Regions from separate parts of the Homo sapiens genome. Here region 1 is linked to region 2. A link is a loop called in an ENCODE intact Hi-C map of the cell type or tissue named here. Cell type or tissue: heart left ventricle. All regions are shown on one strand. Each heading gives the region's core, and the rest is flanking DNA. Links, peaks and the distances in the headings are about the cores only. Region 1 has its middle 57 kb from the start of LACC1. Region 2 overlaps LOC105370182 (a long non-coding RNA gene).

What was found. Peaks named below come from ENCODE experiments on the same cell type or tissue, not always from the same donor. Only the 100,000 strongest peaks of a DNase experiment are listed, where the experiment ranks them.
Region 1: a loop joins it to region 2, with 2.6 times the contacts of the local background. A loop is called at or near these places in 2 of 110 quality-filtered maps.

What each region holds. Positions count from the first base shown.
Region 1 is chr13:43,929,497-43,945,255 of GRCh38, reverse strand. No RefSeq gene overlaps it. Among named protein-coding and RNA genes, the nearest start is that of LACC1, 57 kb to the right of the region's middle. RefSeq lists a silencer at 11,593-11,732. In heart left ventricle, for the core only: no CTCF peak of the experiment used is centred there; no DNase peak of the experiment used is centred there; H3K27ac peaks cover 1,234 bases.
Region 2 is chr13:43,979,297-43,995,055 of GRCh38, reverse strand. It overlaps LOC105370182 (a long non-coding RNA gene), which reads left to right. Exons shown (of 6, transcript XR_941918.3): 5 at 8,229-8,355; 6 at 8,436-8,478. Among named protein-coding and RNA genes, the nearest start is that of NRAD1, 35 kb to the left of the region's middle. In heart left ventricle, for the core only: a CTCF peak has its summit at 8,152; no DNase peak of the experiment used is centred there; H3K27ac peaks cover 1,592 bases.

The DNA.
Region 1 (15,759 bases), core at 4,026-12,025, 50 kb after region 2:
CCATTGGATAGGCTATACCCCAGATAAATTACTCACTCCTGCAAACCAGCCTCTTCTCAGTATGTAGGATTTCAATGTGCACCTTGGCAAAATTCAAATTGTTACATTATGTGGACCATTGGAATTACTTGGTAATAGTCAAAACTGTACATGTTAATTATCTGGATGCCTAAGGTCTTGCAATGATTTTTTAAGATTCTAATATAATCTGTAAACATATAGTCTGTTTGACAGCGGTAGGGAGGGAGACTAAATTAGTTAGCCCCATTGTGAGTAAGAAGCTGGGTTATTTGCTTTATGCTTTAGAGACATGACATCATTTAATTCTCCTGGTAACTTTATGAGGCAGGTATATTATTCTTACTTTTACAAGAAATTAAACTCAGAGAAGATTTAAACTTCTCCAATATTACACAACTAATAATTGGCCAGGAAACAATTCAAAGTCAGGTCTGTCTGACCCAACGATGTTATTTTCACTGGAACCTTGCTACACAAAATGTCCTCAGACCACAACCTCATTGTCACCTGAGAGACTGCTGAAAATGCAGAATCTCTGAGAAATGTAAAGCAGCTTATAATTATAGATATTGAGGTCTATCAGATCTCATTGTGGCCTAGGAAAGAATGGAAAGCAGAGAAACTGAGACAAAGAGAGACTGAAGGGGTTAACAAAGTTGAAGTCACTACTTAATTAAAAAGGTAATCTAGCTCTCTAATCTGTTCTTTTTCTCTGGAAACTTTGTACCCTGTCCTTAGGTAGCTTTATATCCTCTGCTTCCAACTATGCTCCTCTTTTCCTTCCCTACTAGTGGTACTGCTCCTTGCTCAGGCCTAACCTAGGGGTCATCTTTAATTATTCTCTTTTCATTGTCCTACATTGTAATGCATCACAAATCCTTTTGGATTCACCTCCAAAATAAATATCAAAAGTCAACCACCTGTCGCCATCACCACCCATCTCTTTCTTGGGGTGAGACTATTATATAGTCCCATAACAATATATATAATAACTATAATGATTGTCTCTTATTCTACTCTTCAAACTCCTGTAAGTCATTTAGTACTCCTGTAAGTCAAAGTGGTATATTTAATTACTTCTAGTAACTCCTTATTGCATTTAGAATAAAGTTCAAATTCCATGATCTGGCCACTGTTTCCATCAGCCTCATTCTCATTTGTCATGCCTGAGTTACACTGACCTTCTTTCTTTTTCTGGAACATGTTAAGCTCATTGTCACCTCAGGGCCTTCATATTTCTTTCTGTCTGGAATGGTACATGCTACTCCCCCAGATCTTTCTGTGATCTTTCTCATCATTCACATCTCAGCTCCTTAGAGACTTATCTGATCATCATAACTAGAGTAGCCTCGCCTTGTATCTGATCTTCTATTTCATTTTGCTGTTTTATATATTTTTATAGTACTGTTGCAGGTGGATGCCCAGGGAACCAGAGAGTGAGTAGTGGTTTTGCATGGAAGAAGTTATTAGAGGTACTCTTGATCAACACCTGAAGAAGGGAAGGAAAATAAGAATGCTGGGAAAAGGGAGAAATTAGGCTATAACTGCAGTCTCAACAAAGACCTCAGCCAGCCCCACAGGGAGTTCTGAAGCTAGAATGGCTTTTTAGAATATACCAAGTTTCAAAACGAGGAGACAAGTCTTTATACCCCCAACATTGGATGCTAGCTGCCCCAAGAAGTCACAGCAGCTCTTAAGTTGAGACAATTTCCAAAGACACCTGAAAGCTAAAACTGTCTGTTTGCAACATTCTCAACCTCTTGAGGAGTAAGATTTTAAGTATTGAATAGGAATATGGGCAACATTTCACCAGAGTCCACCCTTTGAATCCACTGCTTTGTATAAATTCTGGAGGCAGCTTAGTTAGGATGCTGGGGCATCTGATTCTCAGTGAAACTTATTGAGGTTTAGTGGAATAAAATACATCTCTAGCCACTGCAGCCAGTCTTGGGATCACATTCTCCCTCCTCTACTCTCCATTCTATATGCTCCCTAAACTCACCTAGAAACTCCACAGGTTTATTTGTCTTGCCTGGTAACATGAACCAGACCCTTATCCTGTGGGGTCTGAGCTCTCAATCACCATGTCCTTCTCTGATTATGGCTTTTGCACTTGTCTACTATTGTCAAACTTGGGCAAAGGAATAACAAGAGGCACCTAAATAAATAATGTGGGTGCCATATATATTCTTCCCTGTCTCCATTGTATAACAGTAGCCCAATGTCCTAATGATGCCAGGAAGCATCCCCTTCTTGCCTGTCGGTCCCTTAGCACGAAGATCTCAAAGTGCCCAAGAGTCAGCTTCAGCTTATAGTTTAGTAAGATTCCTGCTGTGTCCTCTGGTGAAAGCATTTCCTCTCTGGGAACCAGGACCACTAAACCCACAGAACCCAGAGATGCCAGGAAAGGAAGATACATCCCGCAAGCAGATAACTGGGAGAGATGAAGGACCATTCATGCCTCTACCCCTTAATTCCAGGACCCATGTATTCTATCTAGTGGGGATGTAGCACTACATAAAATTCATTGATTACTGGTAAGCACTGCACCCTAGATAATGACACCCATCCCCACAAAGTATAATCTCAAAGTTCCTGCTTCAGCTGTTCTTTGAACATACCTTTGCTCTGCTAATCCAGCAGCTTCTGGTGGTGCAGTATATGAGAGGATCGGTGGATTTCTTAGTCATGTGCCCACTACTGCATCCCCTTTCCTTTAAAGTGAGTCCCTAACTCTGAGGCCAGTATGAGTCATTCCATGCTCATGGACAAACACTGCATAGGTCCTCAAGTAGTAGTGCTGGTTGAAGCTCTGTGGAAAGGAAAGACAAACTTTTACATACATTCCCCAAATATATTTCTATTTCTATCAAAATAAGCCACTACTCTTTCCAGGGTGGAAAATGTCTAATGTGTTTAACTTGCCACCAAGTGGCTGGTTGGCATTCTGGAGGGTTGGTGCTGTACTGGGGACTCGGCATTGATCTCTGCTGCTGGCCATGCTGATTTCTGTTGGGCTCAGGCATAGTACTAATCTCTACCACCAGTGATGGTGTCTTTACTCCTAGCTAGGCAGCAGGTCATCCAGCCCCTAAATGCTAAATCAGTGTCTGTTTCCTTGATATTCTGCTAGTACTAACTGCTGCAGGTCAGGACTCCCAAGAAGTAGACTGAGATAAAGATTAATAAGTAGAAAGTTTGTTAGGGAGTCCTCTTGGTCCTCACTGATGGAAAGGATAGAAATAGGATTAGGCAGAGGAAGAAGTAGGGTTGTGATGTGGTCCCAACAAGGACCAGAGCTAATCCTACCAAAAGATGGAATCGACCTTCAGAGTTGTCCTGAGCTGGGTTAAGGGGGTCCAGTTATTGGAAATGACTACCCTATAGGTAGGAAACATGACCTTTGGCAGGGTAACTCTCTTCAGATAAGGCAATTCCCAAAGAAAACTATGTTACTCAGGGTTCTCCAGTGAAACAGAGTCAATGGGATGGATAGATAGATAGATAGAGAGATAGATAGATAGAGGATTTATTATGAAAATTGGCTCACATGATTATTGAAGCTGAGAAGTTTCATGATAGGTCATTTGCAAGCTGGAGAACCAGGGAAGCTGGTAACTTGCTTCAGTCTAAGTCCAAAGGGCTGAGAAACAAAGACCAGAGAACCTGAAGTTCTAATGTCCAAGGGTAGGAGAAGACAAGTTTCCCTGCTCCAGAAGAAAGAGCAAATTCAGCTTTCCTTTGCCTTTCTGTTCTATCCAGGCCTTCAGTGGAATGGATGGTGCCACACACATTGGGTGAGGATAGATCTTCCTACTCAGTCTATTGATTCAAATGCCAATCTCTTCCTGAAACAACTCTACAGACATACCCAGAAATAAAGCTTTACCAGCTGTCTAGGTATTCTTTAATCTGGTCAAGTTGACCCATCAAGTTAACCATCACAGGGACTGAGAGGTGAAGGCTATCTACAGACAGCATTCCTAGTGACTAGGGAAATAAGAACACCATACCTGAAGGGGTGTCTGGGAAGGCTATGGTAGAGCTCATTACAAGTATGTGTCATTATGTGAAATTATTTTACTTAATTTTTTCTCTCATTTATTAAATATCTACGCTAAGTAAAACTAGACACTATGAGGGCTAATAACTTATCTACTTGGCATGTAGTAGGTAGATTCTCAACAAATATTGTTGAATTTTGAATGAGTAAATTAAAACTGATTATAACTCCTATCAAAATAACCAAATATAATTTATAGAATGTTATTTGAGGGTACAATTTCACTGATAGATTGGAAGGATTTTTGTGTGTTTTTTGTTGCTCTCTTCTTCCTTTCTTCCTTCCTTCCTGTTTGTCTTTTTGTAGTTCAAAGCCAGAATATAAAGGTCTATAGAAGTCATAACCAGATACCTCAAAATCATTCATTTTTTGGATGCCATCAAAAGAATTGTAGATATTTGGAGGAAGGAAGGAAGGAAGGGAGGGAGGGGAGAGAGAGAGAAAGAGAAAGAGAGAGAAAGAAAGAGAGAGAGAGAGAAAGGAAGGAAGGAAGGAAAGAAAGACAAAGAAAGAAAGAGAAAGAAGAAAGAAAGAAAGAAAGAAAGAAAGAAAGAAAGAAAGAAAGAAAGAAAGAAAAAAAGAAAGAAAGAAAGAAAAGAAAGAAAAGAAAGAAAGTAAGAAGAAAATAAAAGAAAACAGCCTTAGAAATTAGTTTGCCCACCCCTGGAAGAATTCGTATTTAGGAGTAACGGCATGAGGAAAAATAAATTGAACTGGAGTATTTGGGTGTGCGTTTATGTGGCATAAACCTGGGAGAGCTGGTTGCTCCCAGCAGCTGCTATGGTGAAGCCGAGACCACATCCCTTGCATATTGAAGCCGTAATAGTTTCAAGAGATGTCACCTTTGTGAGGCAAGGGCTGGAAAAATGCTGTTGTTATAAAGAGCACATTTTGGGGTAGATTCTTTCTCCAGCTTGGGGCAAAGTTGCAAGGGTGAACTGGAAACACTTTAAGGTCCATTACAAGTTTAAAATGTGATGGAGGAGTGAAAAAAATATCAGAGTTTGGTGACTGGAATTTCTGGAGCAGTTCAGATGGTAAAGTTATGGCTCCAAGCACCAAAGGGTTACCCTATTAAACTTCAGGAAATGTCTGGGCCTCCAGTGATATTTTACTCCAACTTCAAATCACAACTTCAATTCACATTTTAAAGAAAACTAAGAAAAAAAATTAAGCTGTTTTTAAATTATATACATTTACCAATTAGATGAAAACCTAGATGCCAACTTGTTACAAAAGCCAAGTGGAACTGCAGTTTTTATCTGTAGTTACCTAAAGAAAACCACGCATAAATTTGGTTAATATTTTATATCTATAACTATATATCTATGTACATTTACATATGTAGACAAATAAAGATATATCAGATGCCAGCTGACTTCCAGATAGTGATTTGTAATATTCTTTTGAAGATAATACCTTCATAACCATCTTTTTTTTTTTTTTGCTAGGATGTCTAGCCAAAACACACTTACTTTTCATAATGGCATGAAATATGTGAAGAATAAGAAAAATTACCTATGAAAACAGCTAGTGCCAAAATCAAATTGAAAATTCAAGGAATGCCAAAGTCTGAAAGGGCGTTATGTGTGCACACTAGTGAGCTGAAGTGGTCAGCCAGATTCACCAAACAGCTCTCAGTTCACTTGCAAGGTCCATTATAGGATTTTCTCATCTGCCCTGTTCTTTCTTCTTTGGCTTCTGCATGAACCTAAATAAATACATTCTTTACCCAGAAGGGTGTGTCCACCCTGTGGTGTGGGTCTGGTGATTGGCTTCAGGAAGGAACTAAGTATTGAAATTGGCTGTGGACACCATGGTCTACATTGCCTTTGAGCCACAGTCTTGTTTGCTTAGGGAGAGGAACAGGCTGCAAGGAGGAGGCACCTTCTTCCTCCACTGCTGAATTTCAATGAGCAGAATCTATCAACAAAGTCAGGGCAGTGTAAGGCCTGACAGGCCCTGGGCCTCTTCTGGGCTGAGGCCAGATGGGATTTGAGCCTGATGCAGAACTTGTTACATTTAATATTAAAGAAGCATGAAGCAATAGCATGACCCAGGGAGGCGTAGAAGTTATGGCCAGGCAGCCTTCTCTTTCCTGCCCTGCTGTCTGATGCTACTCAGAAATAAAGGCATCTTCTTTTTCAGATAACTATATAAACAATACATAACAGGTGCTAGTTACACATTTTACTACCATAATTCACAAAAAGAAAATGCCACAGCTTATAAATTGTGTGTGAATTTCGAATTTCATTTTGTCCTTAAAATGATTTCCTTTCCCTAAAACTTGAAAGCCAGTACATTCAGTTGCCTATATAAATTAACTCAACAGTTTGGGGTATGCCTGGAGAGCAGGCCTAACTTCAGTACCAGGCTTGCCAGATTCAAGGGTTCAAGACAGAGCCTGGTCTGTTTCTGGTTTTATCTAGCTGTGTACTGGTGGGAAAACATTTCACAGTGGTATCTTGTTCAGTATTACTCCTCCTAGGGTGTCTCTGTGCCCTCTCAATTTATTTCACTGACAAAAAGCATGTTTTTAATCTGTCTGCATCACTGAACTGACTGAGAAAACAGAGAGCACAAAATAGATTCTATTCCTTGTGAATTATTAAAGCAAGTTGTCAGCAACTGTAAATCCTGCTAACGGATGACAGCCTCAGAAACAGAGAATACAATCTGTACAGCCTAGTGGAACAAAAGAAAGAGAATCACTTCTTGAATGGAAAATTGAAGAAATTCCTATTTAAATTTAGAATATGAATTTCAAGGCCATCCTGACCATCAACCCAAATCCAAATTAACCAATAAGTCCTTTTAAGCCATGGTTGGATAAAGTTTCATACCATTTTGTTATTGTTGTTGTTCTTGTCTTTCCTTAATACCTTATCTGGTTGAGAGCAGAATCAGCCAGAGTGATTTAAATGATGTTTCAGAGGAAAAGTTTGTGGGCACTTAATATAGATACCTTTTAAAGCCTTTGTAAAAAGATGTAAAAATTGTACATAAAATAAAACAAATGTATGACTTTAACCACTAAATGAAACTAAAATAAAGGATACTGAGTTCATGTGAGTTCCATTCTCCCTTTTGCCAATTCTAATTCATTGTCTATTCATTTGGCAAGTGTTTGCTGGAGTCACACAATAATTTATTTCCTCTCTGTTCTTTTTGCAGCAAATACTCTTGGGAAGGTATTTAGAACTTCCTGGCCAGCAAAAGAATATGAAAAAAAAAGTCTTTACTATAGTGTTAACCAAAATTTTTTTATTTCACCAGTTTGGGCGTTTATTTGTATCCATCCTACATTAGAAAATGCCAGGGAGTAGCTAAATATTAATAATGTTGTTTTTCTTTTTCAAGAAACACCATGAGCGCCACAGACTCTGATTCAAAATGAACTCATGGCCTAACATCAATGAGACACCGAGCACCAGATGTCAGGTCCAGAGCTGCCCTGCCTGGGGTGTGAAGGGGCCCCTCCCCTCTCTGAGCCTCAGTGGCCCCACATTCATATGACCTGAAGAGTAAATGCCTCCTGAAGTTTTGTACTTGAGGCACCTCACTCACCCACCCTGGTCCAGTCCCTGCCTCAATGTTACTACTTTGGTAAGCTTTATGACTCCAGAACCAACAAGTATGAAGGGCTTTCTTTATTCTGTCTCTTCACAGTGTAAGATGGGTGAAAATTTTAACAGTTCACCTTGCCTCCAAGATTAATCACACTCCCAAAGCCCAGCAATAGTGGATGCTTTCTACATGAGCTGCCTCAAGTTGGGGTTAAAGAAGCATTGCTGCCCCAAGAGTGTTCAGAAATTGCATCGAGGGCAGTGTCTGAATGCTGACACTAGACTGTTTTGCTCAACAGTGATCGCTCCTTTGGTTCTTGTCTTGTGCTTTAGCCCTGATTTTTGCTAACTGTGACATTTGGCTTTAGTTCCTCTTGAGTTTCTGCCTCCTGGCTTCCACCTTGTCTCAGCAGCAGAACTTCCAACTCTGACCGTTAGCCATGTCCTTGATCTGGTTTGTCGTGTGGATTCTCTTTGGGTTTCCTGCCCTCTTTTCCCCACAGTCCTGGGCTAAGGTCTGGAGGCCATTTCAAAATCCATGACGGTCACTGTGAGTGTGTCCTGGAAGCGAGAGAGGAGGCCAGAAAAACGTTTTCTAATGCTCTTTTCCTACCATATAAAACAGATTTTAAAAAATATATTTTGCTCTTCTGGAATGCATAGGTGTGTTACAAAAATTAACATCTGTGAAGCCTGTGTAGATTAATGTGAAAAGCATTTGTGTAGAAGAGTGCCAAGCTATTGCCTTGGCAACAACTCCACAATAGAAAAAGAAAACCTCTAACATCAGCTATAATTACAAAGTAAGGCGGCTGCTTTTGTTTTTACCAACACAGCAGCTCTGTACTTCCAGGTGCCAGTTATCCCCTTCAAATTAGCTATTGTGATAAATTATCAGTTATTTCATCTATTTCAGCAGTAAACCTCTGTCCAAAAAATTGTTTGGAATGACCTTTTGGTATTTCCTTTATGACTGGTAGCAGGGACATTAAAAAAAAAAATCCTTAATGGTAAAAAGTCTTTGTCCTACCAAATGTGGGGGGAAATTTAGCCATAATCTAGGAACTATTGGAAAGAGACAGAGACAGAGACAGTGACAGGAATGGATAGATAGATGATAGATAGATAGATAGATAGATAGATGATTGATAGATAGATAGATAGATAGATAGATAGATAGATAGATAGATGATAGACAGACAGAGATTATGTCTATCACTATTAGACCTGGCTCTAAAGTAGTAAGGTAGATGTGTGCACATGTATGCATGCACGTGGGGCAAAGGGGAGGCAGGTGTATGTGTGAGGGAGTGAGAAAGAGACAGAGAATATCCTAGGCATTCCAATTTGTTGGTGGAGTGTGATTTTATTTCTCACCAAACAAAGGAAGCAAATCTAACAGGCTGTGCATGCTACAACTTCCACTCTTGTCAGGAAAATTTCTCAGTTTCAGTCTTGATTGGAAGCAGAAATTTTTTTGAAGCACAGATGATTTGTCAGCTGGAAGGCAGAAGGTCTCTTGGGACACACCACAAGAATGTCTTTCCTCCATCCAGGAGTCACACAGTCTTGTCATCATCTCTGCTGCTGCAAACCAGCCAACACGGTTAGATGTACAGACTTGTGAACACTTTCAATTGGATTTTTGAGAAAAAGGTTACCCTCCAAACTGGTCAATTTGTTCCTAAGCTTCAAGCTCTCTCTCCCTTCCCCATCCAAAACACTTCCTTCTTTTTCTGCTTCCACTAGTCTTTATTTCATTATTCTCTCCCTCAGACCCCTCTCTGCCTCTATAAAGATAAGCAATTATTTTAAGCTTCAAACAAGATGCTGACCCTTGGGGGGCCTTCAAATGCAGAAAGTCTGGGAGAAGATGGAGGATTTGCAGATCAACAGCTCCCTAGTTGATACTCTGGGATACTTTGCAGTTAAGACTAAGGGACTGATGCTGATAGTTTTACTACCTATAGAAAAGTGTGCAAGTAAAGAGAACCAAAGCCTCTCCCCTTCTCTTGAGGAATCTGCTTGCTGCTTCCCTTCCTGTTGGCAGACAATTCAATTTTCAGGTGCCCACAAAGAGGCAGAAACATTCTTACTTTATGAATTCTGGTATTTCTTAACTCATACTGTATATGATTCCTGACCAACATTAACAATGGACTGAATTCCCTGGGATTATAATATTCCCTGAATCCCAGGGTATCTGCCTGTCAGATTCTGGTGAGGACCACCTGAGGCTAAATCAGGACGAAGGCATTCATCCTGTGTTATTGCTCCTAATTCTCCATGGTGCTATTCAACTTCTCACTCTGTAATTGGCATACTACCTTCCCAATTTGCCAGGACTGGCGATTTGCCACATTTCAGAAACTACTTTTGTGTATGCCAGATTATACTGAGGTTCCATGTTCATGGGGTTTTTAAAATCTCTTTTAATCCCTTTGATTGATAGATTACTAAAATATTTCAGGGTGGATTTGTTGGGTCTGTTTTCCTGTTGCCTAAATTCAATTTAGTTTAATTTATATATGGAATTATTACTACAGATAAATATAATCTTTAGTAAGAATTCCATAATTCCATATTTAAAGATGCAGGGGGGAACATACAAATTTAAGGCACAGTTTACATTCTAATTGGGTAGATAATTCAAGCACAAAGAGAAACATAATATAGGACAGAGTAAGGTGTTGTGTCCTAACACATAGAAAGTTATTCATTTACTACTATTCTGTCATGTGTTGGCCATCAGGAATGGGATACTTATGAGAAAAAAAGATGAACAACACAAAGAAGGAAAAGGGCTCTATCAAAGATAGATAGATAGTTAGATAGATAGATAGATAGTTCTTACCAAAGATATGACTAACATTGAATTCTGAGAGGGGCCTGTGCTCCTCTAGCCACACCAGAACCCTCTAAATAGTGTTAAATCAATCTGTTTTCAGGGTATAAGGGTGGAAAGCTATTAAATTATTTTTGTAATGGTGAAATTCAAAGAATAGAAGAGACCTCACAGACCACTTGAGCCAACCTTCCAGAAGAGGCTGAATTCCCTCTTTCAACAGAAATCTCCCTGTATCAGTGAGAGCCCTTCCACTAAACAAACCCAAAAGTGATTCATTCACCTCTTATTGACTCAGCAGCTCATTCCCTCTTCAGACAACTCTGTTCAACTTTCTTACACTAAGAGGAAATCTGTTTCCCTAAAATCTACACCAGATGGACATCTAAACCCTTCCAAGAAAGCCCTTGGATGTTTGAAAACAGGTATTGTGACCCACCACCCATCCTGTTGCCTGTCTCATCCCACCACATTTTTCTCTTCTACAACTAAATTCCCTCAATGGATATCCAATTTCCTCAATGGATAGCGCCCTTCACAATTATTTTATTTTGTTAAAATGTAAAAATAATAAGTGACTATTGTAGAAAACACAAAAAATATAAAGAAACAACCCTACAAGTGTGTGATCTAGTTGGAAAGATAAATGTGTGATAAGGATGCTATAAAAGCACAAAGAAAACTGTACGTGGCATAGCCCAGAGGTACGAAAGTGCATGATATTTAGAAAACTGGAGGACCTCATTCTGGGAAATGATCTGTATGAGAGAGGGGTAAAAGATGAAACTAGAGATCTAGATGGGCAGAAACCAAATCACAAAGGACTCTATGTGTTAAGACGTTTTATTTTTCTCCTAAAAGTTGTAGGGATACATGCCATTAATGTGTTTAAGGAAAGGAGAGATAAGATAAAATGTTTGTTTCTGAAAGGCCATTCTGCTGGCAGAGTGAAGAAAGAATTGAAAGGAGCAAGCTAGGATCAAGAAGAGATCAATTAAGAGGTTATTGCAGAGAAAGAAGTGATGAAAAACAGACTGGCAGCAATGTGGGAGTGGGAGAGAGGCATGGAAAAAATATTTAGGTGATAGAGTCATTATGATTGGTGTTCAATCGAAATTTAGAAGTGAAAGGGTCTGGGAACTGAGTGCATGGCAATTTGAGGAACTGAAATACTCAATGTGGCCAGAACAGAGTTCATTTCAGAAAAGTGGTAAGAAATGAGAGTAGAGGTATGATTGGGCCTGGTATAGGCCCTTGAAAGAGGGGTAAAGGAGTTAGAACTTCATACCCAGGACAATATGAAGGCTTCGAAGAATAGTCATCAGAAGAGTGTCCTAAGTAAGAGTTCCATTTTCAAAAACCATTCAGGTTTCAGTGTGGACAATGAATTTTAGGGAAGGGGGTAAGATAGGAGGTAGAGATAAGAGTATTGCAATAATCCATCCACATGAGACAACATGGTAGCCTGGATAAGAATAGTAGGACTGGAGAGTGGTGGATTAGAAATACTTAGAATGAACTCCAACAGGACTTAGTTATTGATATGATTATAACATTATAACATAATACCTCAAGTCTAGTACACATCTACTATGTGCCTGGCACTGTGCTCAGCAGTTGGTAGGGTGAGGTCAGAGAGTAAGAAGCCATGGATAATTCTTAGGATTTTTCTTTGGTCAATACAGGAGGTAAGGGCAGGTTGAAAAGAAAGACAAGAGGTTCTAGTTGATGCAGGAATATCAATGAACAGTGGAACATACATGTCTAAAGTTCAGGAGAGAGATTGGGCTAGATTTGGGAATTATTACCTTAAAGGTGGCAATTAAATAGATGAGAGAAGATGAGGTTCCTGGGAGAATGTGCAGGGTAAGAAGGGACCGTGGTCTAGATTAAAACACTAAATAAAGAACAGAGGAAGTCGGTGACTTTTTCTGTTGACCCAGAATTGGTACTTAAGCCTGTAGCTGACAACTACTGGTTGTAAGTGCCTAACATTATAAACATAAGTATCAATAATCTGTGCTAAATGTTCCTTCTAGGACTTACTAAGAATTTCAGACTTGCCCCTACAATAGTCATCCCTTGAGTAGATTTACCATGAAGCTAATGAAACTTAACCTTTAGGGTCTCTCACTTGCACAGGCTGTTTCTACTGTCTCAATAATATATTTACAAGTCATATGTTGTTATAAAGTTTGAAAAAGTAAAATGCTTTAAATACAACCATTAAGTCTATTCCAACTTCTCTCCATCACACTTTCCTAGAAACATTAGGTATAACAGGTTTTTGAGTTCTTCTAAGAGGATATTGAGTTGGGGACTCATTTAGTTTGGGTTTAGTGGGGTATTTTATGTAATTCATAGTCACTTCCAATGTATAGTTAAGTTACTGCTAGCTGCACTGGTATAGGAGAAATGTTCGTAAAACGCTCACCACACCAATCACTCAGAATTGTGACAAAATAATGCATGGCCAGAGGACATACAGTGATATGAACATTGCACTTGCCACTGGAAATACACAAGTAGCAAAGAAAAACAATATGAAATGCTTGGAACTAGAGGCTAGTCCTTTAGAAAATTCTTCCAAATCTTACAAATCATATATGAAACTAATTTGGTCAAGGTTTTCCCAAATTTGACAAAAATCCTAAAAATGTATCTAACTATTCCTATAATGAGTTGTGAAAAAGTTTATCCTTTGAAGAATCAAAGGGTAAAAGAATACACATCAAAATTATATTAAAGAAATTAATTTAAGGTTGAGCACAGTGGCTCACACCTGTAATCCCAGCATTTTGGGAGGCCGAGGCAGATGGATCATTTGAAGTCAGGAGTTCAAAAGCCTGGACAACATGGTGAAATCCTGTTGCTACTAAAAATACAAAAATTTGCCAGGCAGTAGTGGTGCATGCCTGTAATCCCAGCTACTCAGAAGGCTGAGGCAGGAGAATTGCTTGAGCCTGGGAGGCAGAGGTTGCAGTGAGCCGAGATCACACCACTGTACTCCAGTCTGGGCAACAGAGTGAGACCCTGTCTCAAAAAACAAAGAAAAAAAGGAAAAAAGAAATTAACTTAAAGACATGTCTTTTTTCCAAATTTCTTGTAGTAATTGTCAAGTTTCCAAAATGTGTAATTTAGTATGATCATTAATAAAAAATAAATAGAAAAAGCATAGAGGTATTTGTTTATTTATTGTATTATTTTTGTAGAGAAGGTGTCTTGCTATGTTGCCCAGGCTGGTCTCAAACTCCTGGCCTCAAGTTATCTCCCTGCCTCAGCTTCCCAAAGTGCTGGGATTATAGGCATGAGCCACTGCACCTGGCAAAAAGCATAGATTTAAACTCAACAATCACTAATTATATTAAATGTAATTGATCTAAACACACCAAATAAAAAGCAGAGATTTGTCAGATTGGATAACATCGAAAAATAACTACATGCTGTCTGTAAGAAACCCACTTTAAATTTAAAAAGCAGATGGGTTAAAAGTGAAAGAATGAAAAAAGATCTTCCATACTAACACTCATTAAAAGAAATCTGGAATAGTTTTATTAATATCAGATAAAATGCATTTCAAAGGAAAGAATTAGCTGGAATAAAGAGGGTCATTTTTAATGATAAAGGAAGCAATCCATTAAGAGGACATGACAATTCTAAATGTTTTGGCACCTATTATCAGAGAGCTTCAAAATACATGAAGCAAAAACTGATAATACTGGAAAAAGAAATAAATAAATCCACTGTGAAAATTGAAGATTTCAACACCCTTCTCTCAATAATTGAAAGTGGATGAAAATTCATGAAATACATAGAAGACTCAAACAGCACTATCAACAAACCTGACCTAACTAATCTTTTAGAAGACTACATCCAACATTCACAGAATACAGGTGGTCCCTGACTTAACAATGGTTTGAGTTACAGTTTTTCAACTTTAAGATGGTGCAAAAGCCATATACATTCAGTAGAAACTCTACTTCGAATTTTGAATTTTTATCTTTTCTCAGGCTAGTGATATGTGGTACTATACTCTCTCAATACTGGGCAGCAGCAGCCAGCCAAAGCTCCCAGTCAGTCACAAGATCACAAGAATAAACAATCAATACTCTACAGCATACTCTGTTACCAGATGATTTTCCCAACTGTGGTCATAAGTAAGTGTCCTGAGCACGTTCAAGGTAGGTTAGGTGAATTAAATGCATTTTCAACTTAATATATTTTTAACTCACAATAGGTCTATCGGGACGTAACCCCATCATAAGTTAAGGAGGAACATCTGCACACATTTTTTTTTTTTTAACAAATGCACACGGAACATTTACCAGGTATATTCATTTCTTAGGGACACCATAACAAAATACCATAAACTAGGTGACTTTAAAACAACATAAATGTGTTATCTTCTAGTTCTAAAGGCTAGGAGTCTAAAATCAAGGTATTGGCAAGGTTGGTTTCTTCTGGAGGCCCTGAGGGAAAATCTGCTTCACGCCCTCTCTCCTAGCTTTTGGTGGTTACCAGCAATCCTTGGTGTTCCTTGCTTTGTAGGTGTGTCACTACAATCTCTGCCTCTGCCATCACATGGCATTCTTGCTGTATGTGTCTGTGTCCAAATTTCTCTCTTCTCATAAGAACAACAGTCACTGGATTAGGGTCCACCCTAATCCAGTATGACCTCATCTTAACTTGACTACATCTGCATTTGCAAAGACCTTATTTCCAAGTAAGGTCACATTGATAGGTACAAGGGGTTAGGACTTAAACATATATTTTGAGGGAACACAATTTAACCTGCAAGACCATACATTTAAGAGGATTGAAATAACACATATTCTCTGACCACAGTGAAATTAAATTTAAAAATCAATAACAAAAATGCATTTAGAAAATCTCCAAATATTTGGAAACTAGACAACACTTCTAAATATCCCATGGGTCAAAGAACAAACCATGAGTGAAATTAGAAATTGAGCGGAATGAAAATAAACACTTCTGATTGGCTACAGCGTGGTGTTTGCCTTATTTGAACATGGTTCAAACAGTTGGCTATGTTTGAATGGCTAAAACTCAGTAATTAGCATAAGTGTAGGCTATGGTCTGTTTACACTTCCACTTGTTACAGTACACAGTGAACAGAGAAACCTTTAGAACGAACTTAAAATATGTAAAGAGGCAGCTTTAGGCTAAACTTGATTTAACAACACAATATATTAAAACCTGTTGGATCCAGCTAAGGAGTTTTAGGGACATCAGTGGTTTAA
Region 2 (15,759 bases), core at 3,475-11,474:
TATGCTATTACAAAACTTAAGCCCATGTTTCTAGAGATGATACCTGCATTCAGCCCTGGCATTGCTATCTCTATAGCCAGAGCACAAATCCACTCCTCGGGGTAAGCCTATAGAATTCTCCAGTCAAACGCACAGTTACAACCCTTCTTCACCATTTGCTAAAGGAATCTCTTCTAACCCACAAGCTCTGGAGATAACAGTGAGGATGAGAGCAGCCAGACCCGGTGAAACTGAGAATTTTTTCTCCTTCGACAGCTTTTCTAATCACCACTGATCCTGCTGTTCAAGGATTTCTGAGCTAGCGGAGCAGAAAGCCCCAGAATCCCAAGAAGCCTCCTTTCTCAGTGTCTGGGCCACTGAACTTCTCTAGACCTCATCTCATTACCGAGGCCCAAGGAGCTCAGGGGCTCGCCTGAGGGCTTCCTCTCAGATCACCTCGCTCATTCTCTAGAGCATAAAAAAAAACCTGCTGATTTTAATTTACTTGTAGAGTGTGTTCTCCTGGCTCATTTTCACCCAGAGTAAACCTAGAAAAGTAACATCAACTAGTTAATTCACTTTTTCATTAACTCAACAGACACTTTTCAGTCTTACTCTGCACAGGATGCTCTGTTAGGTTTTATGAAGGGTGGGGCATGGAGACAGGGATCTCTGGGAATGTGGAAGGGAGGGCATTCAGAGGCTGACATGTGGTGGCTGCCATGGAACTCTGCCTCCCACCCTGCTCTAGGAGTTCACTGGGGCAAGAGTGTGAAGAAGGTAGGAGGATCCAGTGTCTTTGGGGGCAAATACTACAGGATGAAGGGACTGTGAGGGAGGCTTGGAGAAGTCAGTTTTAAGCCACTTTTTATTTTACTTTTTGTATTGCTCCTTTTATTCAGGTACTTTTTTCTCTTCCTTAGTAATTTGATATTCAGGGGTACATGTGCAGGTTTGTTACACAGGTAAACTTGTGTCATGGGGGTTTGTTGTACAGATTATTTCATCATCCAGGTGTTAAGCCTAGTACCATTAATTATTTTTCCTGATCCTCTCCGTCCTCTCACTCTCCACCCTCCAGTAGACCCCAGTGTGTATTGTTCCCCAGCCATTTCTGCTGGGTGAACACATTTCCCCTCTATGTGTTCATGTGTTCTCATCATTTAGCTCCAACCTATAAGTGAGAACATGCTGTACTTGGTTTTCTGTTCCTGTGTTAGCTTGCTACGGATAATGGCCTCCAGTTCCATCCATGTCTTTGCAAATGACACGATCTCATTCTTTTTATGGCTGCATAGTATTCCATGGTGTATATGCACCTCATCTTCTTTGTCCAGACTATCACTAATGGGCATTTAGGTTGACTCCATGTCTTTGTTATTGTGAATAGTGCTGAAGTGAGCATATGCATGAGTCTTTATCACAGAACAATTTATATTCCTTTGGGTATATACCCAGTAATGGGATTGCTAGGTGGAATGTCATTTCTTTCTTTAGGTCTTTGGGGAATCGCTACACTGTCTTCCACGATGGTTGAACTAGTTTACACTTCCACCAACAGTGTATAAGTGTTCCTTTTCCTGCACATCCTCACCAGCATGATATTTTTTGATTTTTTAATAATAGCCATTCTGCTTGGTATGAGATAATATATCATTGTGGTTTTTATTTGCATTTCTCCAATGATTAGTGATGTTAAGCTTTTTTAAAAAAATGATTGTTGACCATATGTATGTCTTCTTTTGAAAAGTGTGTTTATATCCTTGCCCACTTTTTAATGGAGTTGTTTGGCTTTTTTTCTTGTAAATTTGTTTAAGTTCCTTATAGATGTTGGATATTAGATCCTTTGTTGGATGCATAGTTTGCAAAAACTTTCTCCTATTCTATAGGTTGTCTGTTCACTCTGTTGATAGTTTGTTTTGCTGTGCAGGAGCTCTTTAGTTTAATTAGATCCCATTTGTCAATTTTTGCTTTTGTTGCAATTGCTTTTGTAAGCCAATTTTTATATCATTTTCCAAACAGCCACCCTCCTCCTAACTTTGGACAGAGCTTACTCCAGAAGACAGTCTTGGAGTAGAACACCATGGACCAAGTACTTGCCGAGCATGCCCACTGCCCTCGATTGTACATGTGCAAATACTTTCTTTGCCTATTCAGAAATTAGCAGAAACTGTTGAATAAAGGGATAAAGGAGGTGAGAATACTGGTCCTTTATCAGAGAATGAAATAAGCAAAAAGACAAAATCAGAAAAGTAGAAAAGCAGAAAATGACTGTGTTCCTTTGTTCTTGCCTCTTTTTTCCCCCCAAAAAGGGAGGATGCACCACTCTCTCCATTTTCTAAGAAAAGAAGTAAAAACTGAGCGGATAACTCATGTGCCTTCTAAGGATAGTGCCAGCAAGAATAGAACGCAGACCTCTTTCTCTGAAATTTTGATTTGCATGAATTCCTCATCTTCACCTTGAGAAAGGTTCTCTTTCCCATCTAAGCCTCAGAGTAAGATACGTTTGGGCTCTGATTTTTGCATAGCATCTGTTCCTAAGTGAGAATGGCCACTGGAGTTTGGAAACCAGAAAGCAAGAGAAATGGTGTCAAGGGACACAAAACTGTTTAAAAAGGGAAAAACCACCAAATCTCTCCCTCAATCTCTCTCTCTGCTCTCACACACACAGATGCTCAATATTGGCAATGTTAATATATCTTCTGAAGAGACAGAAATGAATAAACCTAACAGAATTCATCTTTGGGGAAAAACAGATGGTTATATAATATGGCTTTTGAGTGAGAAGAATTCCTAGAAAGAAAAAAAAATCAATTGACAATGCAAATTAATTATTGCCACTCACTGCCTTTTTTTCTTTGCACAGAAGATAATTAAGATGACACCAAGAAAAACTGCGGGTTCACAGAAATCAGACCTAACAAGTCAAACAGGTTCCTCCTATGTAAAACCAGAGCTATTGGTGTCCTCTCCCCACCCCCAACCCCCCACCATTCTATCTTTCTTCACTTCCTTCAGCAGCCATTTCTGCTGGGTGATGCTGAGCTTTTTGTTGAGTCAGCCTGGCATATCTTTCATTTGGCAGGCTTCTGACAGGCGGGATTGACAGATCTTTGAGACTCACTCCCATCCATCAGCCTGAGAGGCTTCACAGGGGTAGCCTTCAGTGCCTGTAACAGCACTTCCCCAGGGCCTGGCACACCAGCCAGGCTAATATCAGGGAAAAGAGCACGCGGCAATTTGCCAGGCATTGCCCTGCATCCTCATGCACTCACTTGCCAGGGTAAGTGGGGAATGCTCAAGGCCTCCTGTTGTAATCTGGAGGAGGCCAACCTCAGCTTAGTTCACATTTGCAGTGTGCACAAACACATTCATACACACATGGGTGAGCACATACATAGGCATGCACAGGTGTGCATGTGACAAAGTGAGCTTAAAAACAATAAATTTTACATATTTCTCTTGTTTTTTTCTTATTTCTTTAGCAGAAAAGAATGCTATCAGTCTCCTTAGATGGAAGTGCCTATGACAATTGCCACGCTTTCCTTTTTCAGTCACCCGCAGAGAAAGTCTATTCTTTGGATTCACACTCTCAGCACAAGATGCACAAATGACCATTCCAGAAAAGTGATCAGGAGAAATGTGTGGGGAAATAATACTGTTTTTTAGTTCAACCTCAGTGAATAATGTTTCTTCACACTGCAAATGTGGGTTAACATGCCAGTATTTATCTGCTAGACCCTGTGAAATTGCCTCCCACCCACTCCCTATTCCTGGGTTTCAGATTCTCATTTCCACAAAAATCTGCAGGTTAAACTGTTTGTGACATGGAAGAATAATATTAAGGTGCAAATTAAATCTCAATGGTTTGTTGAAACATTGATACTTGGTAAACATGTATTTGTGGAGGACTTCAAGTTTTTTTCACTTCAAATCCAAGTGAGATTTAAAAAATAATCCCCATTGTTTATTGTCAGAAAGTCATTGGCCATTTATTAAAGAAGCTGATGCAAGAAAATGACATTTGCTCTACTCCGATGTCAACCAACGGAAGCAAAGTCCACTATTTGACCTCTGGGTGTCCTGTTATTTAACAAAGATTTCTGGTGCCTTTCTTTAGGAAGGTGAACATATCTACTAGCAGAACGTAGGTATTAAATCTAGTGGTCCTTTGATAGTAAGAATCACCCAGGTGTTTGTTAAATATACAGATTAACAGTGTTCTTCAATGACATTTCCCATTCAAATAGTGTGTATCTAGAGCCCCAGGCACCTAAATTTTTAACAAGCTCTTTAGATGAAGCTAAGTAACTTGCTTAGTATCACATTGCTGGCTAGAAGTCAAACTGGGGCTAGATCCAGGTTTTTTGACTTTTAGACCAACAGTATGGACAATTCTGTGCTGTATCAATTTTATCGTGGAAAAATAGCAAAGCTGTCAGGCAAAGAAATACAGGATGGTATACCTTTAAGGCAGCTATATTTACATGAAGCTTAGGTGGCAGTGGAACTTGAGAGTATTACTGAGCCACCACTTAAGGTTCTAGTTTTGAAGAACATATGCTATCCTTCTAATTTTAGTAACTATTTTTAACTTCCTAAGTTTGTGATAAAACTAGGCTATCCCTTTATCCCCCAAGTGCAATGGTCAGGATTTCACAGTCCCGTCATCACAAAATGTTCAGAAATCCAGCCTATTCTACTTCAAATCTCCATTTCTTCTTTGTCCCACTTTCTAGGTTCTCTGAGAGTTCATAGGTATCTCAAAGGAAGGAGTCTAGTTTACTGTATGCCGGTAGGGAAAACATATCCATGCCCCCGCCCTCGTAGTATCTACAAGTCCAGGACAGAGTCTTGCTTTCATCACAGTGACAATTCAAGGGTGATCTGGGCCATTTCCTCAGTGTTACCCATAATAAAAGAGGCTCCCAGCCCTTCTGGCTATGGCTTTTTGGGTTGAAGTCCATGTGATTTCCTCTGCCAGACCCTGGACTGTCCCAGGATGGTTGTGGGCAGCATCTGGATGGAGCCGGGTAGCAGAGATGGACTCTAGGACACCCCACAATGAAATATATTTTAAGGTCAGCTCAGAAATAGAAGTGTTTTTATAAATTTCTTTTCAAATCTCAGTTTTAGTTCTAGCTTCTTGCAATAAAATTCCCTACTCCTAGGACTTCTAGTCAGTATCAATTTCATATAAGAAGTCTCAGCCTATTTCTTATATGTATATTCTATTCTTCATCTGAACTTGAGATGCTCCCAAACGATGCCCAAATTTGGTACAGTTAAATGAAGTCAAGCAGGAGGAATTCTCAAAAAAATCATTTTATCCAAAATAGCAGTAAGTCTCATATTGGAAGGTCACCAGCAAAGACTATCAAAAAAACAGAATTTTAAAATTCTTAGTTAGGACCTACATGATATGCTTTAGCGGCACCAAAATTTATTCCTGAAGCTAAACTATTATTTTGTGTGACTGTTCTGCAACCAGTCATGAACTTCTTGGGGACAGAGACTGTTTGTTATTCATTATGTGTCCTCAGCACTTAGCCCACTGACAGGCATATAGTGAAATTTTAACACATGTATACCGAAAAAATAGATTGCGAAAAGTTGTCTTTTCTGAATTGTGCTGGATGCAAGTTCAGAGAAAGCAAAGGCAAAAGCCAAAAGCACACACTATTGCTGACTTTTGAAAGTAATGGGTTGGCCAGGTGGGGTGGCTCACACCTGTAATCCTAGCACTTTGGGAGGCCAAGGCGGGTGGATTGCCTGAGCTCAGGAGTTTGAGACCAGCCTGGGCAATATGGTGAAACCCCATCTCTACTAAAATACAAAAAAAAATTAGCTGGGCATGGTGGTGGGCGCCTGTAATCCCAACTACTTGGGAGGCTGAGACAGGAGAATCACTTGAGCCCAGGAGGTGGAAGTTGCAGTGAGCCGAGATCGCGCCACTGCACTCCAGCCTGGGCGACAGAGCAAGACTCCATCTCAAAAACAAAAAGAAAAAAAAAGAAAGTAATGGGTTAAAAGACTACAAGCATGTGTGTGTTGTAATGGACCTAGAATGTCGTAAAATATATTAAGATTTGGGCCCTGGTGGTGGGGCCGGGGGGAGCCGGGAGAAGCACTCTGCAGAAAGAACCTTCTTGTCCTTTGTTAACTATAAAATCCTCAGCTCTCCGGGGAAGTAGCCCTCCTTTGGTGGAACTCCCTGGAACATAGGGTTCACTTGAGGGGCATTTACCAGTCAGCCCATATTCTCTGGGGAAGAACAGCAGGCAAAGTAATGCTAAGCTGATGGGCCTCTTAGGCCTGAGGAATTCAGGGATGACTACCTAGGTGGCTCAATGGCAGCAGAAGCTGTGGGAAATGGACAAATGGACAAAACTGGTGTGAGTTTTTAAGCAATACCCAACTTACCTTTCTTGGTGACATTTTACAACATGTGGCTTTTTTTGCTTGATTTACAGTCACATCCAAATCACTGCTGAAGCAGCTCTTCTGCTTCCTACTCCTAAATGCTAAATACCTTGGCAAGTTTGGCACATTCTTTACCGATATTACTCATAAATCTTTTCACTAGAGACTTTGACATTTCTTAAGTAATGCCTGAGATGACAAATTAGCTTGGAGTCAATCTTCCCATCTATTTTTATGCAAAGTTTGTTTCCATTTGACTATAAATAGAAAAAAAAATGGGGAAAAAAGATAACTAGGAAAATTGATTTTTAAAATTCTCACATTAAACCAGGTTATAAATGGATGGAAAACTGGGCTTGAAGGTTGACATTGAGCAGGTTACTTAGTCTCTTGCTGTCTCAGTTGTATCATCTGTCAAAGAGTAAGATTGGATTCAATAATTAAATTGTCATTTTAGGATTGGCACAAGGAAAATGAAATTTCCTAGCAGCCTTAAATTTTTTAAAATTAATTTTCTATTAAATTTTAACATATATATAAAGAAAAGTGGCATATTGGCCAGGCACGGTGGCTCACACCTGTAATCCAAGCACTTCGGGAGGCTGAGGTGGGCAGATCACCTGAAGTCGGGAGTTTGAGACCAGCCTGACCAACATGGAAAAACACTGTCTCTACTAAAAATACAAAATTAGCCTAGTGTGGTGGCACATTCCTGTAATCCCAGCTACTTGGGAGGCTGAGGCAGGAGAATTGCTTGAATCTGGGAGGTGAAGGTTGCAGTGAGCCGAGATCGTGCCATTACACTCCAGCCTGGGCAACAAGAGTGAAACTCCATCTCAAAAAAAAAAAAAAGAAAGAAAAATGGCATATTATGATGATCTCGCTTAATGAATTATCACAAAAAGAACTCAACCATCTAAGCACAACCTTGATGAAGAAATCAAGTATTACTAGCATCTCAAGCCTCTCTCATGGCCCATCAAGTCCCCACCCTGCTCAGCCTTTTCCAAACATAAACACTCATCATTACTTCTAAAATCACAAATTAGTTTGCTTTTGAACTTTATAAAAATGAAATTATACCATATGTTTTTTAACGTCTGTAAGACATATATTGGTCTATAATTTGGCGCTAATCAAAATTCAGATTTATCAACATAGGTGACCAAGGTTTTGGGCCTTCGTGCTTAAGCCTTTATGTCATTCAGAATTACTCCATATGTGGGGAGGGAAATGACTCTATGTATTATGAGCTGAAAGATATTTAATGTACATAATTAGAGTTTCACATAACCATTGAAAGAGCTGGGGAGGCAAAGGTCAAGAAGGCCACTTTAGGAGACCTGGTGGTATAGTGATCACAGAGAAGCCACCACTGATGACATCGGCTGCCTGTCCACGGGAACCCGGAGCCAAAGGAAGCCCTCAGTGAAGATCTCAGCTCCCCAGCCAAACTGTTGCAAGAAAAAAACACCTTCTCCTTCTCTTCCACCTTTGAAATCTCATGTGAATTCTTCCTACTGGCAGCTTTAACCCAGAATCCGATTCAGGAAAACGTTCTGTGACCTAGGGAAAAAGAACACTGAGAAGGGCAATGAAGACACAGAGCTAAAAGCAGATAATGTGGCCAACACTTAGTTATAAACTAGCTGGTGGAAGCAAATTGACCTCTCTGCATTTCTAATCTTCTAGTCTCTCCTAAGTCTTCAGATCCATTTCCAATACAAATCCTATAGTGCCCTCCTTAGGGATACTTAAAAGCCTGCTTCTATGTTACTTCTTTCAAAACCAGTGAGTGACTTAGAAGGTCTTCTCTTTTATTGCAGATGCGTAGAGCAGCTTCTGAAGATCAGCAGGCCTGTGCAGCATCATCTGAGGGTCCCCAGAATTAAAGCAACATGAAACCCTTCATACTGAGTGTGGCCACTTCCCACTGACCATGACTCACAAATGGTGAGGCCACCTGACAGCGTTGAAGATAATTACTATTCATCCTCTTCTGCTAATAGAAACTATTTTCTCCCCTAATCTAGGTTTCCAATTTTAGAAGCTGCCCTGTCCTCATAAAAGAATTACCAGGAAGGTAGGAGGTTTGTTTGTTTGCTTTTCTGTGCATCTAAGTACCCTGACAATCTAATCTCTGGAGAGTCTCAGTAACCAGGCAACACAAGTCATGCTCCAATTGTGCGGTCCTCAATCCACTTTTCCTGTGCTATTCCAGTTCAAAGTAAGAATACCAAAGCCAGAACTGCAGAAGATAAATGTGGATCTTTATTACTACAAGCAGATAACGGGGTCTGCCCCCTCTTCTTATTGCTGAGTAGAAATTCTGAGGCAAGTGCTTTTAAAAAGACTAGAACAGCACATTTTACCTAAGAATAAGATTATAGCTAGTAACCTGTTTTTCTTACAAAAAAAGAAAATGGAAGGAGATAGCTTTTGTCTGGTGACAGTTTATTTTAACCCAGATGCTTCCTCCACTTGTAATTTGGCCTCATTTGTGTTTTCAGAAACATCACCAATTCAGACGGGTTTCTTGGGTAAGGACTTAATGGACAAGGTTAAACACAGCTGTTCTGGTGCCTGAAATCCTTAAGAGTCTAGCAGGACCGGAGCAAGTAAAATAAACTCAGAAAGAGCTGTCTGGATCAGTGTTTCTAGAGACAAAATGAGTATAAATGAGCATGGAGTCAACAGGCCTCCTGGGTCAAGGTCAGAGGCAACCTGGGGACACGGATTAACAGCGGAAGAACACTGCCTATAGTACATTTGCTATGAGACAGCACAGAATTGGACATTCTGGCCTTTAATCATCAGGCTATCACAAGGAAAAGTGGTCCAGATTTAGTACTGTGTCAGCACTTTTTATAATAAATGCTTCATTTACTAGGAATTTAGCTATCGAGTTGCAGATGATAAAAATGACACTCAAATGCAAGGTCAAACAGCAAACATTTATAATTCCTGTCTATTAGCTAAATACACAGTCCTAATTATCCAGGTGAAAGGGGTAATTGTTTTCCCAAACAGTGCCTCAATCTCCAGTGATTTACAAAGCACTTTTACACACATCATCTCGTCACAGTGGTGTGTATGCCCTTGTTACACAGATGGATTGAACTGGAAATTGTTTCATTTGCCAGTTTTAAGTATCTTCCTTTTCCCTGTGGGTGGTTTCTGTAAGGCCTGATGGACATATTATCATCTGGATCTTCCAGGCAATGACACCTCTAAAGAGGCCGATGAACTAGAACTATCAGTTCTAACACCTTAGGCAAGAATCCCTCAATCTCTCTGGGTTTCAGCTTCTTCATGTGTATACTGTAGATATGTTGTCAAAATTGTGCTAATCTTCACCAACTAATAAGAAATGATAAGAATGAGATTTTGTGGATATGGGACTTTAATATACAGTGAGAGGAATATAAATCAGCATGACTTTTTGCTGGTGTTATGTAATAAAATGTAAAACGTACATACCATTTCATGCAGAAAATTTATATCCAAGAATCTATCCCAATGAGGTAGTTACATAAATATGCAAGTATACACAAGATGTTCATCACAATTAGAAACAACCAAAATGTCCACCAACATGAGACTAGTTCAAAAAGATACGAGGTATTCATACAAGAGACTTTATGCATCCACTGAAAAGAATCATGTAATTCATATTGGTTGACTCAAATAGAAGCTCCATCACATATTTTCAAGACAAAAGGAATTACAAAGCAGTATGGTTGATATAATCCCATTTATGTGCAAATCAAATAAATTCCAGATTTCACTGTGGTTCAATTCAGCCCAGTGTCACATTCACAGAAACAACCCAGCAACAAAAAGGCATTACAGAGTAATTTCAGCCTTGGCTCTCCATTTTCAGAAAACATTAAAGAACCTACAATTCCTAACCCACAGCACCACATCTTAAAATAGTCTCTGTATCCCACCTTTTTCATCTTGTTCTCTAATTCTCACACTGTAATAGCTCCTGAAGGCTTTCTCCTCCCCAATATGCTTTTCTACTCTCAACCAAAGACATCACAATGATACTCAAACAGATCAGCCACTTCTCTTTTGTCCCTCTTCCTTCTTCCTTTGTTTTTTTTCTTCACTGATTACCATACTCCGAAAAATAAGGTGGAGAAAGAAGAAAATGCTAAGTGGACAAAATTTCCTTTCCAGAGAGTAGGAGAAAAAGAGATTGACTATGCATATACTACAATGTCTTAACCTTGTAGCAAGCGCAAAATTATTTAAGTGATATCTACTGCATATATGCCTAGAAGTGTCTGCAAGGATGTTGACAAAATTCTTAAGAATAATTATCTCAGTTGGGATTTCCCTGTGAACTTTGCTTTTAATTTTATATCTCTCCTTATACCTCTTTGAGTAACTCATGATGAACATGTTTTGTTTGTGATCAAAACCACGAAATAAACTCATGTCAACATGTAAAAAAAGAGGTTGTAATGATGCTCACAAGAAACAATAGACATGAAAAAATACACAATTTAAGTACAAAGTATAAGCATTTTAAATAAATACGATTGGACTGTCTCTTCCAGTTTCCAACATTAATAAGCTCCATTATTTTGGAATTATTTTAATTACTCCTACATGTTAGAGTTGGTTAATTTCTGAACAACAGTCAGATACTCCCCTGTGTTGCTTAATTTGTTGTTTTATTATCAGTCAGCCCTGTTTAATTTGTGAGTCCACTGGGTTATGACTTGTACAGCATTTAATGATTTGTAAAATAATGTTAAGTATTTTAAACTCATTGCAATCATTTTTATTCATGTGCTCTGGAAGCCATCATTTTGAGGGGGTCTCTTTGGAGAAGAAGGAGTTGGTGTATGTATATTTGTATACATTTCAATTTCTCCAAATCCACACATCCAGTACCTCTTTCTAAATATATGGCACTTATTTATTTTTATAATTCACGAGCCAGACAAATTTTCCTCAAAATCAAGGTACTTGCCTGTGCAGTTCCCAACATTCTGACTCATGAATCTCCTCTTAGCTGGGGAAATTCTGAAAAGAAGTTTGCAACACGTCGCCGTGGGGCCCAGTCACACAGCTGTTAATAACGACTACCAGGCGGCGAGTGCTCTTTGTTCCTGAGAAGTGAGCTTGTCAGACTCCCCACCCAGAAATCCCAAATGGTACCCTGCTCATGGCTGGAAATTCCATCCTGGGAGTTTCAGAAAGCAGAATTTTTCCCTTAACTACTATATTTACACTTCAACATTTCTTCAACATTATAACTAAATACCTGAATCAGTTCTAGTCATGGACAACTTATTGCAAGTGTCTTTGTGAGAAGAAAAGAAGAAATAACCGCTGTTCAAAAATCCTAAGAGACCCTGAAAAATTGGAAAAAGTGATTGGAATCAGGTTTTAGCAGGCTGGCTATAGAACAGAACCTTCAGAGTGGGGAAAGTACCCAAAGTAAGTGGAAAATGGCTATTTGGCCCCACAAGATGTAGGTGTCAGGAAGGGACTCTACACTTCAGTGATATTCTATAAATATTAAGTGACATTTTAATACATTTAGCAGGCTATAGCTATTGGCTTTCTTTTTATTCTGGAGAAGCTTATCTTTTTGTCCTTCAAAGAGTCACTTGAGTATCCCTTAGTAATGTGAATAAGGGCGAGTAAGCCCCATTGAACTAGAACTATAATCTGATGGGACCCCTTTACCTCCCATTTTTTAGTGTGACCTGGGAAATATTGCTTCACTTTCTAGTAGGAAGTAGATCAACCTGCCCAGAAACCTAGGCCCTTCTACTCCTGAAGGAAGAGCTTGGTGGGGTTATCACCTCCTGAGGGAAGCCTCCTCAGACTTCCCTCACTAGACGATTCTTCTTTTATGTAATTTTACCTTGTAGAACTCCATCATTGCCTTATCACAGTTTGGCTTTGCATTTACATTGTTATTCTTCATTTAGTATTTCAATCCTACCCTGGGCTTTAAGCAACATTACAGCAGGCCTAAGGTTCTCTTTGTTTACTATTATATTCCTAATGTCTCACAGAATGTCTGACTCACATTAGCACTCAAAAAATCCAGTACCTGTTGAATGAATAAATGCATGAGTTGAGAAGATTTTTTTAGAATAATACCAATCAAGCTCCCAGGGACAGAGAGCATTAATGTTCAAATTACAGGTATCACCAAGGTAGAAAGACCTAAAGCCAGTAGACAGGCCCTAGATTTGAGTTAGAAACAGAAAATGAGGTGGTTGTTTAATTTCTATGATGTGGAAGACACTAGAACTGGTCCTGACCCATTGTTTCTGGGAAGGCCTGTGCTAGCACCTGGCTGGGTATATAATGAAAAAACAAAACAAAACCCATGTCTATGGATGATAACAAGGGCCTCACTTTATTATGGTCTAAAGTGATCTTAACTGAGCAATGGACAGGAAGTGACCTTCCCTTTAAGGATTGCTCCGGTCAGGAAAAGACTGTCAAAGCAGAAGGTTTCACCCAGCCCCACTTCCATGTTCCTGGACAGCATGCAGTGTTTAGCAACAAAAGCAGGCAGAGTCAAATCAATACACAAATCATGCTTCACCTCCCTGCCTGCCTCTTCTGCTGGAGGGATCTAACAAGTCACCTTACTCCATGTGGGGTGCTTCACATCCAGTGGGTGGTACCCCATGGACTCTCACCTACCTTCCATTCATTTTCACCTGAACCTACCCTACAGGAGATAGCACCTATGAAAGTCACCACATGAAGGAATTGACGTCTTTATAACTCAAAGGTCAGTTGGTTTGAAGCCAGTGCCACCAAGTATAAGCCAGGCCACCCTCAAATGACAATTTGTAGCCTATATCCTGACACCATTAACTATTCTTGGAACCGAGAACTCCCATCTCTGTATTTCCAGCAAGCCCAACCTCTGCTAGGAGCTTTTTTCCATTCACCACCATTGTCCACCCACATGACTCAAAGCAAGACTGAATTTATCCCTTGCCAACACTTAATTGATGCCAGGATACAAGAGGGCAATGACATTAGAGCTGAAAGAAGGAGAGACTGAGTGTCTGGACTGTCTGTTTTTATAGCCACTTAAGGACTTGTGTACCACAACCTAGGAACTTCCAGTGCAAGTTATTCCCACCCAAAACTAGGTAGAGAAGCAGTCTTGTTATATAAAGACCAAATGATAATATATCATTAAGCTCAGTCTGCCTCTCACCAGTGTAACCTAGTTCTCAATTTTATCTGTTATCATCCAAAAATATAGATTGAATCTCATCACCCTTCGGTTAAAATTCTCCAGGTAATTCTCATTACCTACAGCAGGGGTCCCCAACCCCCGGATGGTTGACTCATACCAGTCCCTGGCCTATTAGGAAACAGGCCTCACAGCAGGAGGTAAATGGCGGGCCGCTGAGCATCACCACCTGTGCTTTCCCTCCTGTCAGAGCAGTGGCGGCATTAGATTCTCATAGGAGCATGAGCCCTATTGTGAACTGTGCATGTGAGGGATCTAGGTTGCATGGTCCTTGTGGGAATCTAACTAATGCCTGATGATCTGAGGTGGAACAGTTTCATCCTGAAACATCCCCCCTACTCCATCATGCCCCGACCCCTGCTTCATACATCCTTGAATTTGTATTAACTGCACAAGTTTTTAAAATTTCTTCTTAGATATTTTAAGTATAAAATAATATGTACTCAAAAATTCAAACAGTATAAACAGTACAAAGAAAAAATATTATGTTCCCCTATTTTATCTCCACATCGGAGGTAAACTGTTAATGTTTTGGTATGTGGCCCTTCAGATCTTCTTCTGTATATAAACTTGTATGTATTGGAGTTTCATCATAACTTGGCAAACCAACTAATGTAAACATGTAAAAAACACATAGAAACAGATGAAAGGACATATTAATACAAAGAGAAAGCAATATATGTCTTCCTTAGTAAACTATGTGCTTCTTTAATAAAAGAAGCATGCCTTGCTACTTGGTAAATCCCCAGGGCCTATTAAAATTACAGTATAGGAGCTCATTAAATGTTATATAAACAAAAAAAGGAAAGAAAAACATTCCGTTAGTAAAGATCGATCTTTTCTTAGTTTTAATGTGCACCTGAAAAATATGCATTTTATGTGCCCATTGATACAGGGGACATTTGTCAAGCATCTGCTGAATGGTAGACATTATGGCCTCTATGGCCATGAATGGGGGCAGGTAGATACATAATGATGACAAATAGAGGTAAGGGCCACAAGAACATCAAAAAGGAATTCCCACAGGCAATCAGAGGTAGCCAGAGAACATTTCTAGAGGGCAATGTAAGCTTAGTATCAGTGACCTGCCAGTCAACTTTGAGGTGGGGGTACAGACAAGACTTGATTAGTAGTACACAGTGATTTTCATGGCCAATTTCAGGTAATCGATATAGTTAAGAATCTGTTCTCTTAAGCCAATACAAGCCTTCTCCAGCACACCATTGAATGAGGGGATGCCAGCCAGCATTTTGGAAACCCCCTTTCTCCTTCTGTCACCATGACCTTCCAGTGCCATATCATTTCAGCTACTGCATCATTTCCCCTCCCATGCACTCTGTAAGTGAAACAAGGTGTTCTTTGGGATGTCTGGGTGAATGGAGACTGGGAGCAGTAGAGAATTACTTCTAGACCTGATTCAGCTTATGGAAAACAGCCCTCTCCAGGGGCATACGCTTTATGTCTGTCTTACTGGCCCTCAAGGTGTCCATTCCCCCCTCTTTTCCCTTTTACATGGCTTGAGCTGATGAGTTCTTCACCAATACTTCCAACCCAGTTTTGTTGAATGAGCCAGAAATCTCTCAGAAAGACAAAGAAAGCCAGTGGCGATTGCATATTGTAAGTAGAGTTCGACTCTAACCAAGTTCACATCCCCTGAGACTTCAACCTGTGTATTTAGATATCAGATTTACAGTGGAATACATGGCCTGGAGTCTGACAGATGAGTCAGAGTGTATTTTAAGAGGTATTGGACACATCTTAAGATTATATTTTTCTTTGAAGTCAGGAACAAAGTGTACCAGCTATGCCATGAGAAGTTATCATTTCAAGATCCTGTTTTGAGAAATCATATAGTATAAGTTTCTAGAAGACAGACTTTACAAGAATTAGTCCATATGAGCCCAAAATGTTTTCAGTAGGATTATTTGGGTTTGAGCTCTGCCATTTATCACAAATCTTGAAAAATACAAACAACCAACAAAAAAACTCATATCCACCTCTTTGGGGTTCGAAATGTGTTTTTCCAAGTAGGGCATCAACCTATAATATTCTCATTCCTCAGACTCAGACTTGCAAACGAGTGTGATATTCTAATTTTACAC